Linked DNA regions of Homo sapiens: all the other regions are linked to region 1. The links are chromatin contacts, found by Hi-C or POLR2A ChIA-PET in ENCODE. All regions are on one chromosome and are shown on one strand. Each heading gives the region's core, a stretch centred on a gene start or an enhancer-like site at or near the end of the contact. The rest is flanking DNA. Distances are from core to core; before and after follow the strand shown. Region 1 holds the start of MRPL44 (mitochondrial ribosomal protein L44). Region 2 overlaps DOCK10 (dedicator of cytokinesis 10). Region 3 has its middle 59 kb from the start of MOGAT1.

The links. A loop is a pair of places that touch in the nucleus more often than their neighbours do. ChIA-PET counts read pairs that join two places held with the same protein, here RNA polymerase II (POLR2A). Pooled maps may share reads with other maps.
Region 2: a loop to region 1 is called in a pooled map, with 2.5 times the contacts of the local background. The contact joins the enhancer-like site here to the promoter of MRPL44 in region 1. A Hi-C loop is called at or near these places in 2 of 37 single-sample maps with no recorded cell type and 3 of 50 pooled maps. POLR2A ChIA-PET finds 5 or more read pairs at or near these places in 2 of 52 experiments (OCI-LY7 and T-cell).
Region 3: a pooled map shows a loop between it and region 1 (3-fold over the local background). The contact joins the enhancer-like site here to the promoter of MRPL44 in region 1. A Hi-C loop is called at or near these places in 6 of 37 single-sample maps with no recorded cell type and 5 of 50 pooled maps. POLR2A ChIA-PET finds 5 or more read pairs at or near these places in 1 of 52 experiments (activated T-cell).

What each region holds. Positions count from the first base shown.
Region 1 is chr2:223,956,120-223,959,814 of GRCh38, forward strand. MRPL44 (mitochondrial ribosomal protein L44) reads left to right here and starts at 1,344. Exons shown (of 4, transcript NM_022915.5): 1 at 1,344-1,532; 2 at 3,415-3,695. The coding sequence starts at 1,354. RefSeq lists a silencer at 1,119-1,188 and an enhancer at 1,259-1,428.
Region 2 is chr2:224,999,426-225,003,473 of GRCh38, forward strand. The region is part of intron 1 of DOCK10 (dedicator of cytokinesis 10); the gene reads right to left. Among named protein-coding and RNA genes, the nearest start is that of MIR4439, 9.1 kb to the right of the region's middle. Within about 2 kb of position 2,791, at least 6 of the 41 ENCODE cell types and tissues checked have a DNase peak (open chromatin) inside an H3K27ac peak, as active enhancers do; they include OCI-LY7, where a contact is called at or near this core.
Region 3 is chr2:222,729,009-222,732,487 of GRCh38, forward strand. No RefSeq gene overlaps it. Among named protein-coding and RNA genes, the nearest start is that of MOGAT1, 59 kb to the left of the region's middle. RefSeq lists an enhancer at 1,649-1,768. Within about 2 kb of position 1,828, at least 3 of the 41 ENCODE cell types and tissues checked have a DNase peak (open chromatin) inside an H3K27ac peak, as active enhancers do.

The DNA of each region.
Region 1 (3,695 bases), core at 94-2,593:
CATTTATTGGATTGATGTTCCATGAATTTTCAATACTTTACATACATTGAAACAAGAAGGTCAATCGTAACCTCCTTTCACCCCTTCTTGGAGAATTTCCTTCAACCAGAAATCCATCAGTTTGTTTTTTGGTGTGTGCTCAGCCCCTCTTTTGCTCTCTCCCTCCCCAAAGGGAACCCTTTTATAAGCTGAGATGAACCATTTAGATTCTCCCTTTTGAAATGGTCAAGCTGAGAAACCCAAATTGAGTTCTATGATCCTGGCACTGAAGATTCTCGGGCTAAGTCATAACATGCTTTGTGGTCTGTGTTTCAGAGAGATGAATGTAGGTGAGCTGTGTCTGGGGAAGGGAGGAAGGTACCAGGCCAATTACACTAACCACGGAAAGAGGTGAGGAGAGCCACCAGGTACCTGCAGTGGAAATAAATGGAAAAAGCACTTGGTGGAAACTGCACCGAAGAGGGGGTTTGTCGAAACAAAAACAATCAAAGACATAGGAGTTCAATCTGGGTGACTGCTGGGGACACAGATGCCTTTAACAAAGAGATCACAGAAAGCATTGCCCCTTTGAGGGTCTAGATGTTCAGCAGGCAACTCAAAACTGGGAATTCAAACAAGCCTCCCTTTGTGACTTAATATGTTCTTTTAAAAATTGTACTGTATTAACAGTTTGGTAGGAAAGCAATAGAATTACATTGTTAAAGAGTGTTAACATAAAGAAGGAAGAAACTGTAATTCCCCTATTACCGTTTTATGTTTTTTTCCAGTCATTTTCCGGATGTTTAAAAATATGTACTATTAGATTGCTTTTAAAGAAAAATTTTAATTTTGGATAAGCCAACATTTCTGAGTCTAGGGTTTCCAAAACTAAGGCTTTTGGAGGCGTGCTGGGTCAAAAATAGAAGCTCGGTAAATACTTGCTCAGTAGTGGCCTAGAACACTAAATATAAATTAAAAATGTTTTCTTTTTTTGAGGATTTAAATGTTTCCTTAACCTGAAAGCGAAACAGATTTTTGTTTGTTTTGCTGTAACGAGAGAGGAAGGAACAAGAGAGTGACAGGGTGAAGCAACTTCTCCCAGAAACTTTTGGGCGCAAACGCCCTCAAGTCCGGATCATTGGAAAGTAACTCGAAGAGAGGAGAGAACTAGCGCAAGCGTAGCCTCAAGGCGGCCGCAATCACCCCGCCCCGGGGCTGTCTCCGCCCCTGCCCTCTCTCAGTCGCCCCGCCCCGGGGGCTGTCTCCGCCCCAGCCTTCTCTTCGCGTTCCGCGTTCCGGGTTCCGGGGGAAGTGTGTTACGGGGACACTGGCCCGACTACTTTCGTTCCGTCTTCCATCGTTTTCTCTCGTGCAATGGCGTCCGGGCTGGTAAGATTGCTGCAGCAGGGACATCGCTGCCTCCTGGCTCCAGTCGCCCCCAAGCTGGTCCCTCCGGTTCGGGGAGTGAAGAAGGGATTCCGCGCCGCCTTCCGCTTCCAGAAGGAGTTAGAGCGGCAGCGCCTTCTGCGGTGCCCGCCGCCGCCCGTGCGCCGGTAGGAGCCACCTCGGGAAGAGGTCTCAGGGTGGCGGTCGCAGACACTGGGTCTTCTTCCCGCGGCGTCGTGTCTGCGGCTGATGCGCCCCTGGGTTAAGCCTTAGGAAGTTTGCGATGGAGACACCCGTGAGCTGTGGGCGCGGGGCCTGAGGCAAAAAAAATGGATTTGTGCCGCGGGCGGTAGAGCTTCGGGCTGTTCCCGACGTTTTGAAACTACCATTTAGGATTTTGGCTACTGAAAATTGGGAGAAATGGGGCTAACTGGAGGGTCTTCCTTATGTGGACTTGGATGTTGTAGTCCCCGTTTGTAATGCCTGAGAATTCCGATAAGCGGGAAGAAAGCAGCCCACAGCATCGTAAATTAAGGAGAAAAAAAATTAATCTACAACCTGAATTCTGCTGTCTAGAGTAAAAGGAAAAAAAGTTAGCTTTAGATTTTTGCCCTAATTAATGCTGTTCTGGTAACAGGTTTGGCAGAGAGAGACACAGGTTTTTATAGCTTCAAACCAGATCATACTTTACATAATTTAAATTCCTTCATCTTGCTTTTTCTCTTTAATAATGTGTGTTTGACATGTTGTCATGGTATTACAAAGATATGTACCTCACTCTTTTTTATGGCTCTGTATATATGGGCCTATGAGCTCCATATTATTGCCATTAAAACCTATGTAACAGCGCGTAAAGGGGACGCATGTGTAGTATGAAATTTTGAAAGCTATTAGTACTTTAACATTGCCCTCCAAAAAATGTTGATCCACTTTGTACTCCTACCAGTAGGAACGGTCTTCTAACAGAGAAGATTATAGCAAAAAATAAAATCTCTTCTTAATTCCCATTCCCTTGTTTATTATAAGATTAAGTATTTTAGGCTCTCAAAGGTGGAAGAAACTTTATGGGTTGGACAGATTATATAGGTGTATATGTTATATGTATATCTTACGACTTTCAACCTAGGTTTTCATACTTTGCTTCCCTTTGTTTCTTAAAGGGGTTTTATATTGTGTTACGTATAAGTAATCCAGAGATGACTTAAAGTATACAGGAGGATGTGCATAGGTTATATGCAGATACAGGTATACCTCATACATATTGTAGGGTTGGTTCTAGACCACGACAATAAAACGAGTCACATGACTTTTTTAGTTTCCCAGTGTATACCTAAGTTATGTTTATACTATTCTGTAGTTTATTAAGTGTACAGTAGTAGTGTCTAAAAAGCAATATATGTACCTTAATTTAAAATACTTTATTGCTAAAAAATGGTAACACAGAGACACAAAGTGAGCACATGCAGAATTGCTACAGACCTTCAGTTTGTAAAAATAAAATGCAATAAATCTGTGAAGCACAATAGACCGAAGTACAGTGAAACGAAGTGTGCCTGTACTACACCATTTATATGAGAGACTTGAGCATCCATGAATTTCAGTATCCAGGAGAGTCCTTGGAACCAATCCCCTACAGATATTGAGGGATGACTGCAAATATAACATACTAGTGTTTATGGCTTGAATCTGTGAAATTAACATTTATGCTTCATACTTAGGTATAAAACATAGTATCATGGTTAGAGCAGAAATAAGGAACCTAAAAGTTAGGCTAATGGCTTGGTCTTTTATATTGAAGAACCAATTTCATGTGACAATTGGATCAAAGGGAAAATTAATCCAGTCATATATGTAGAATATAGCAAAGGACTGCCAGTATTTATCTGACTTTAGTCTTAACATTTAGAATATCAACCTGGCATTAAAAAGAAATATAACCTTCTTTCATTTCCTTTATATAATTAATAACATTACAACACAGTGAACAATTTTTATATCACAGTAACAGGTTGTTCTCTTTACCATCTCTTACTGTCTTTACATTTTCAGTTCAGAGAAGCCGAACTGGGATTACCATGCAGAAATACAAGCTTTTGGACATCGGTTACAGGAAAACTTTTCCTTAGATCTTCTCAAAACTGCATTTGTTAATAGCTGCTATATTAAAAGTGAGGAGGCCAAACGCCAACAACTTGGGATAGAGAAAGAAGCTGTTCTTCTGAATCTTAAAAGTAATCAAGAACTATCCGAACAAGGGACATCTTTTTCACAGACTTGCCTTACACAGTTTCTTGAAGACGAGTACCCAGACATGCCCACTGAAGGCATAA
Region 2 (4,048 bases), core at 1,541-4,040, 1.0 Mb after region 1:
GATATTAATATGCTAGCTTTCTTCCCTCCCTCCCTTCCTGCCTCCCTCCCTTCCTGCCTCCCTCCCTTCCTGCCTCCCTCCCTCTCTCCCCTCTTTCCTTATTTTCTCTATTTAATGAAAATTTACTGACTGCTAGTCTGTGCTAGACAATATCCCAGGCCCTTGGGATAAAACAGTGAATACAGAGACACAAAGAGTCCTATCCTCTGGGAGCTTATATTTTGGTGCAAATCTCAAAAATAATATGATTCCCTCTTGGGAAAATATCCATAAACACTATAATGGTGTTTTTTTTTTTTTTGGTAGATTCTTTAGTCTAAAATGAGTGTTGTCTGGTTGAATGCCCATAATTGCAGATAAGAAAAATTAAGCCCAAAGAAGCGGCGGTTCCAAGGTCTCCAACCTGAGAGTTGCAGTCTGACAGTATGCAACAGTAAATATGTATTTTATTGCATGCCAAGAGCTTGGAAAAGCTCAGCTATGGATTGAAAGCTTTATTATGTGTGGTGCAACAGGATCTCTCTGATCATTCTTCAGACAGCATCCTGCCTGATGTCACAAGGCACTGAAGCAGGAACTGCTGAATTGGCAAATGACCTTCAGTTTGAAAATTACAGTATATCCAAAGGGAAGAGATGTGAATTTCAATTTCATACACTTTCTATGCAAAAATATAGCTGGCCCAGGGAAGATTCATGATGAGTCTTCCGAAGCCACAAAGGCTATGTTCTATCATTTATAAAGCAGCATTGGGATCACTCAAGTCACACACACACACAGACACACACACACACACACAGACACACACACACACACACATGCAATTACTGGTTTTACACATGATGGAAAACTGACTTCAGTCTTATTGCTGCAGTTTATAATGATCTATGTGGCCAGATTCTAAAACTAGAAGGAAAGAACCGCTGGGGATCTCCTAGTATCTATAAACACATATTCTATTTATTACAGTCATTCGTGGAATTGTGCTTTCCACATGCGGAAGAGTGAAAGTTGAGTTCTCTAGCAAAGGAAGAAACAATTGTATTGTTTTGAGCATTTCCTGTTCGTAATTCATTGAAAGCAATTGGTGCCAATCCTGTGAGAAGGCCTGGAGAATTTCAACACGTTCACAATGTCTCCAAGGTGTCTACGCCAACAGTAGGGCGGGAAAAAGGGATTGACAGTAGTGACTCTACGAGCCAGCCATGCTTCTGTGTCTTTCCCTCAGAGAAAGGTTGCCCGAAACAGGTCATAGGCTACTACTAGAAAGAAAATCAGGCCGGGTGGCTCATGCCTGTAATCCCAGCACTTTGGGAGCCTGAGACAGGAGAATCACTTGGAGTCAGGAGTTCGAGACCAGTCTGGCCTGGTGAAACCTCGTCTGTACTAAAAATACAAAAATTAGCTGAGCATGGTGGCTTACGCCTGTAATCCCAGCTACTCGGGAGGCTGAGGCAGGAGGATCGCTTGAACTGAGGACGCAGAGGTTGCAGTGAGCCGAGATCGTGCCACTGCACTGTAGCCTAGGCAAGAGTGAGACTCCATCTCAAAAAGAAAAAAAATTAATCACTAGAAGCTATTGTGTTAATCTGGCTAATGATGTGTTAATTGGAGTTAAACTATGAAGTGGCTTAGTGCTGTTTTGTGTCAACAGTGGGATGCCAAACATTATTATGGGCAGTGATATTTTATCAGTACTTTAAAGTGACTGGTTAGCTACTAATAGTAGAAATAGTAGCAGTAGTCTGGCCACATTCAGGGTATATGCATTTATCAGTAAGTACATAGATGAACTAGCAGGTAGGTGCTCGGGACTTTGGTAAGTCATGAATGAAAAGAGCTACACAACAATATACAACAGACCTTTTTTTTTTTTTTTTTTGAGACGGAGTCTCGCTCTGCCACCCAGGCTGGAGTGCAGTGGCTTGATCTCAGCTCACTGCAAGCTCCGCCTCCCGGGTTTACGCCATTCTCCTGCCTCAGCCTCCCAAGTAGCTGGGACTACAGGTGCCCGCCACCATGCCTGGCTAATTTTTGTGTATTTAGTAGAGATGGGGTTTTACCATGTTAGCCAGGATGGTCTTGATCTCCTGACCTTGTGATCCACCCGCCTCAGCCTCCCAAAGTGCTGGGATTACAGGTATGAGCCACTGTGCCTGGCCAGTATACAACAGACTTTCTATAATAGAGTTTTATTTGCAATACTGTGGAAGGGCAGTGTCTTAGTCCATGCAGGCTGCTATAATAAATACCATAACCTGGGTGGTTTATAAACAACAAAAATTAATTTCACACAGTTCTGGAGGCAGGAAGTCCATGATCGAGGCGTCGGCAGGTGTGGTGTCTGTGAGGGCCTGCCTCCTGGTTCACAGATGGCATCTCCTTGGTTTGTCCTCACATGGTAGGAGGAGCAAATGAGCTCCCTTGAGCCTGTTTCGTAAGGGCACTAATCCCACTCCTGAGGGCTCTGCCCTCATGACCTAACCATCTTCCATAAGGCCCCACCTCCTAATACCACCGTCTAAGGAGTTAGGATTTCAACATGTGAATCTGGGGGGAGATGGTAAGGCGACACACATAAGCAACCCATAGCCAAGAGAGAGGGAGCGTAATTCAGTCAGGGGGATTCCATATGGCTTCTCAGAGTCTAAGCTATTTGACCTGGGCCGTGAAGGATGAATAAATGACACTTGGGAGGAAAAGTGAGTTAGAGTATTTCAAATGTGAAAGGCTATGTGGCTCACGAAGGCATCTGACTTTTGAAGGCCGATACCACTTGTTTACCTGATGCTAAACTCTCCCTATATTAGCACTGCCCCCTGCTGTCCATTGTGAGAAGAGGTCTGAAAGGACAAATGCATCCTTTTTGCCATTTTGCCCTTTAAAAATGAACAGACTGTCATCCTCAATATCACTTATTTGTAGTATCATTTCTTCAAGTTTCCATTACCAAGTGGCATGCTGAATAAAAGCAGGCACAGACCAAGAACAGCAATGACAACACGGCTTTCTCAGTGAGTTTACATAGATGTAAGCCTGATTCCACCTCTTAGGGTCCTTTATTGATAGATAAGTCATACATTTCTTTGGCCTCAGTAGTTGAGATTTAGTCAGCTCTTCAGCTCTCTTTAACTGTTAACTGATGAGAATATTTGGAGACAGAAAATGTCTCAGTGACTCCTCATCATAGTGAGACAATGGCCACGCCATGCCACGAGGAGCTAGTTGCATGGGCAGGCAGGTGTAAACATCCACATATGCAGAAAGAAAAAAGCCAGCAGCTGGCATCTCGTCACCCACAGCTTCCAGAAACAGTCTGGAATGTTGTTGGATGCTCAACACTGCAGAATTGGTATGAACCACATCAGTGTGGTCTGTCTTGCATGATCGGGCAGGTGTAAACATCCACATATGCAGAAAGAAAAAAGCCAGCAGGTGGCATCTCGTCACCCACAGAATGTTGTTGGTCGCTCAACACTGCAGAACTGGTATGAACCACATCAGTGTGGTCTGTCTTGGGGCAGACAGCAAGAACCGAGAAATGACCAGGGTAAATTCTGAGAGTGACAAATTCCATCTCTATTTGAGAATGGGAAGGAATTTGAAGGTTACATTTTTATTTTTATTTTATTCTATTTTAGAGACAGGGTCTCACTTTATCACCAGGCTGGAGTGCAGTGGCATGATCTCAGCTCACTGCAGCTTCGACTTCCTGAGCTCAAGTGATGCTCCCACCTCAGCCTCCCGAGTAGCTGGGACTATGTGTGTACCACCACACCTGGCTAATGTTTGTATTTTTAGTAGAGGCAGGATTTCACCATGTTGCCCAGGCTGGTCTTGAACTCCTGGACTCAAGTATGCATCTGCCTCGGCTTCTCAAAGTGCTGGGATTACAGGTGTAAGCCACCGTGCCTGGCTGGAAGGTTACATTTTTCAGTTTGAGTTTTGGGTAAACATCCCCATGGAGATCCTAAGTTCACTGATGGTGGTGTGGGACCTTTTATGATTCCACTAGAATGCTGATCTTGGGAGTAGAATTCTCCTTAGA
Region 3 (3,479 bases), core at 578-3,077, 1.2 Mb before region 1:
CAGTTAATTTTATAATTATAATGTGTGTATGTATAGATGTATAAGTATATATAAACCTATATTATATATAAGCTATATATGCATATATAATTATAATAAAATAATATAACATTATAAATATACTAATATGTATATATGCTTAATAGTCAGGACACTCTCCTCCTTAAAAAAAAAATTGAGTTACATGCTGAAAAGTCTAGGGATTTAGGCACAGATCCAGATACTCAAATGCTATCATCAGGGCTGGGTGCGGTGGCTCACACCTGTAATGCCAGCACTTTGGGAGGCTGAGGCAGGCGGATCACCTGAGGTCAGGAGTTCGAGACCAGTCTGGTCAAAATGGTGAAACCTGGTCGCTACTAAAAATACAAAAAATTAGCCAAGTGTAGTGGCACACACCTGTAATCTCAGCTACTTGGGAGGCTGAGGCAGGAGAATCGCTTGAACCCAGGAGGCAGAGGTTGCAGTGAGCTGAGATCATGCCATTGCACTCCAGCCTGGGTGATGAGCAAAACTCAGTCTCCAAAAAACCAAAAATAAAAAAAAAACAAATGCTATCATCAGAATGCAGTCTTGCACCGTCTCTCCTCTCCTGTCTCCACTGTGTGGACTTCACTCTTAGACTCCTTTTATGGTGGTAAGATAGCTACCAGCAGCTGCAGGCACACATCCCACCGGGTCAGCATTCTCTGGGGAAGAATAGCTTTTATTTTCCCTAGGACTGGGTCTCATTAAACTGACTTATCCATCTATGAACCATCAGTACGGTCAAGAGGTTGGAATATGCTGATTGCCCTGGTCTATGTTGTGCAGTTCAGTGTGCTCTCAAGAGCTAGGGGTACGATGCAGATGGCTGGTTTGTCTGAACCATGTAGACTGAGTATAGAAAATAAGGGGTTCCCCGGCCGGGCGCGGTGGCTCATGCCTGCAATCCTAGCACTTTGGGAGGCCGAGGTGGGCGGATCACAAGGTCAGGAGATCGAGACCATCCTGGCTAACACGGTGAAACCCCGTCTCTACCAACAATACAAAAAATTAGCCGGGCGTGGTGGTGGGCACTTGCAGTCCCAGCTACTCTGGAGGTTGAGGCAGGAGAATGGCGTGAACCCGGGAGGCGGAGCTTGCAGTGAGCTGAGACTGCGCCAGTGCACTCCAGCCTGGGCGACAGAGCGAGACCCCGTCTCAAAAAAAAAAAAAAAAAAAAGAAAAAGAAAATAAGGGGTTCCCCAAAGGAAAATCAGGGTGAAACGATTCTGGAAAAACAAAACTGTCTGCTACAATAACATTTACATTTGACTTTTAGCAAAGGAGTCAGGAAGAGAATATGGAAACGGAGAGAAAATGAATGGGGAGGGAGAAAAACATGGGAATGTAAAGAACACATGTTTCAGTAAATTGGACAAGGTCAGTGCTTCATAATCTTGGCAATGTATCAGAAAAATCTAGGTAGTTAAAAAAAGAAAGGATTTCTGCACTGTATCCCAGACTGAGTGAATCAACATCTCTGAGAGTGGCATCTGGGATTGGTAAATATTTTAATCGCCCCAGGCAATCGAAATGCAGCTTATCCATAGACTCACTTTGGGAGCCATTGAACAGGGTTGCATGAAAGCACAGGCTCAGCTGCAAAACAACCTCAAATTACAGAGGCCTGACCAAGAAGCTGATTTCTTTCTTACCTAATAGTCTGGAGGCGAATGGTCCAGGATGGTGGGTGGCTCTGCTTCACGTGTTCATTTAGAGACCCAAGTCCTTTCCATCCTGCTGTTCACCAGCCCCTAGGGTGTTGTCTTTGTTGAGCTGAAGCTGGCTGCTACCACATCCACATTGCAGCCCACAGGGAAAACGGAAGGAAAGGACCAGAGAAGCACTGAGTTGTATGTTAAGGCCAAGGCTCAGAAGTGGCACACACCACTTCCACTTTCATTATATTGGCCTAAACTTAGCCACATGGCAGCAAGCTGCAAGAAATCTGGAAAGTGTAGTCTTTCTTTAACCTAAGACATAAAAATTTTTGCCTTGACTCTCTAAATACACACACACACACACACACACACACACACACACACACAGAGGTAGGTGGGCATATGCTGAGCTAAAATTAGACACCTAAAGTTAAACATTCATTACTTTCAGTTAAACATCATAAATTGAGTGCCTGCACTAATATTTATTCCTTCCCGAAACTCCGTAAATAAAGGAATAAAAATGGTCAAAAGTAAGAAAGTCCCAAAGAGAACAGGAGATGAGTAAGAGGAGAAAGTGATGTCAACACTATTTTGCAAAATGGAAAACAGAAGGACAAGTGGAAACTGACCTGGCAGAGCAGAACAGGCAGAAACTTAATGCCAGAGAGAATTGAAGGGGAAAGTCCGGTAAGGAGTAAGCTGATTCCCACTGCAGAACCTGGGAGAAGCTGAGCTATGGAAGGCACCACCTAACTGAAGGTTGAGGGTGGAGGGAAAATCCAGAGAGAGGAATGGGAAGTCCCTTGAAGTAGCAGTCAGGCTCTCAGATTTCCTGCCCTAGTTCCTGGAGCATAGTCACCCTCTACCTGGATAGGCACCGGAGCTTTGCTCTTGGAAATTTTAGGGAACCTCTGAGCTCTGGGACACCAGGCTCAACCAAGGGGATGGGGGTGGTGAAGTGCCCTTAAAGCAGATTCAGTGGAACTTCCTATTAGATGGTAAATTCCTTAGTCCCCTTCCCACACTAGGTTCCCATGATCCTAGGCAGCCACTTTTATATTCCTCCAATGGGAGACTGGTGAGTTCCTCTCTGGGGAAACTGACCAACAGAAGAGGGAAGACCTGCCAGGTTCCAATTTCTGTAGGTCCCCATCTGCCACACCATAGTGAAGCCCACCAACAGTCTTTTCACACAGAGCTGCCACTCAGCTTTTAGTGACAGTAATGGACATCCAGGAATCACCAGACATTTCAAGAAAGGCTTCAACAGGAGAGAATATACCAAACAAGGAACATGGGAGAGATGAAGATAGCAGGAGAAAACTTCAGAAAATGGTCATTGATATTTTTGGAAAGATAAAATTTTACAACAGTAAAACAAGAACAGAATGTAATGTAAAAAGGAACATTTATTAAAAAAAGAAAGTGACATAACTACATGGAGATGATGGGTGGAGGAGAAAAATAGGTGCAAGAATGCGAGGGAGTCAAATCCTCCTGTTGCATGGGAGAGTGCTAACAGATGAGGTCTAAAATTAAAAAGTGAAGAAGCAGCAGTTTAAGCATGCAATGTAGACATATAGAAAAAGCAAAAGGAGTTGAAAATTACTGACGCTGGAAGCAGGATTGGAAGGTGAGGCAGAAGACTGCTGGTTTTCATTATAAGCTAGGACTGTTTGATTGATTCATCCATGCCCATGATGATGTTAAAATATATTTTAATATTTTTATTGGTTTTAATATTGACATTTTATACTTTAAAATAACAAAAAATACTACTTCATATTTTAA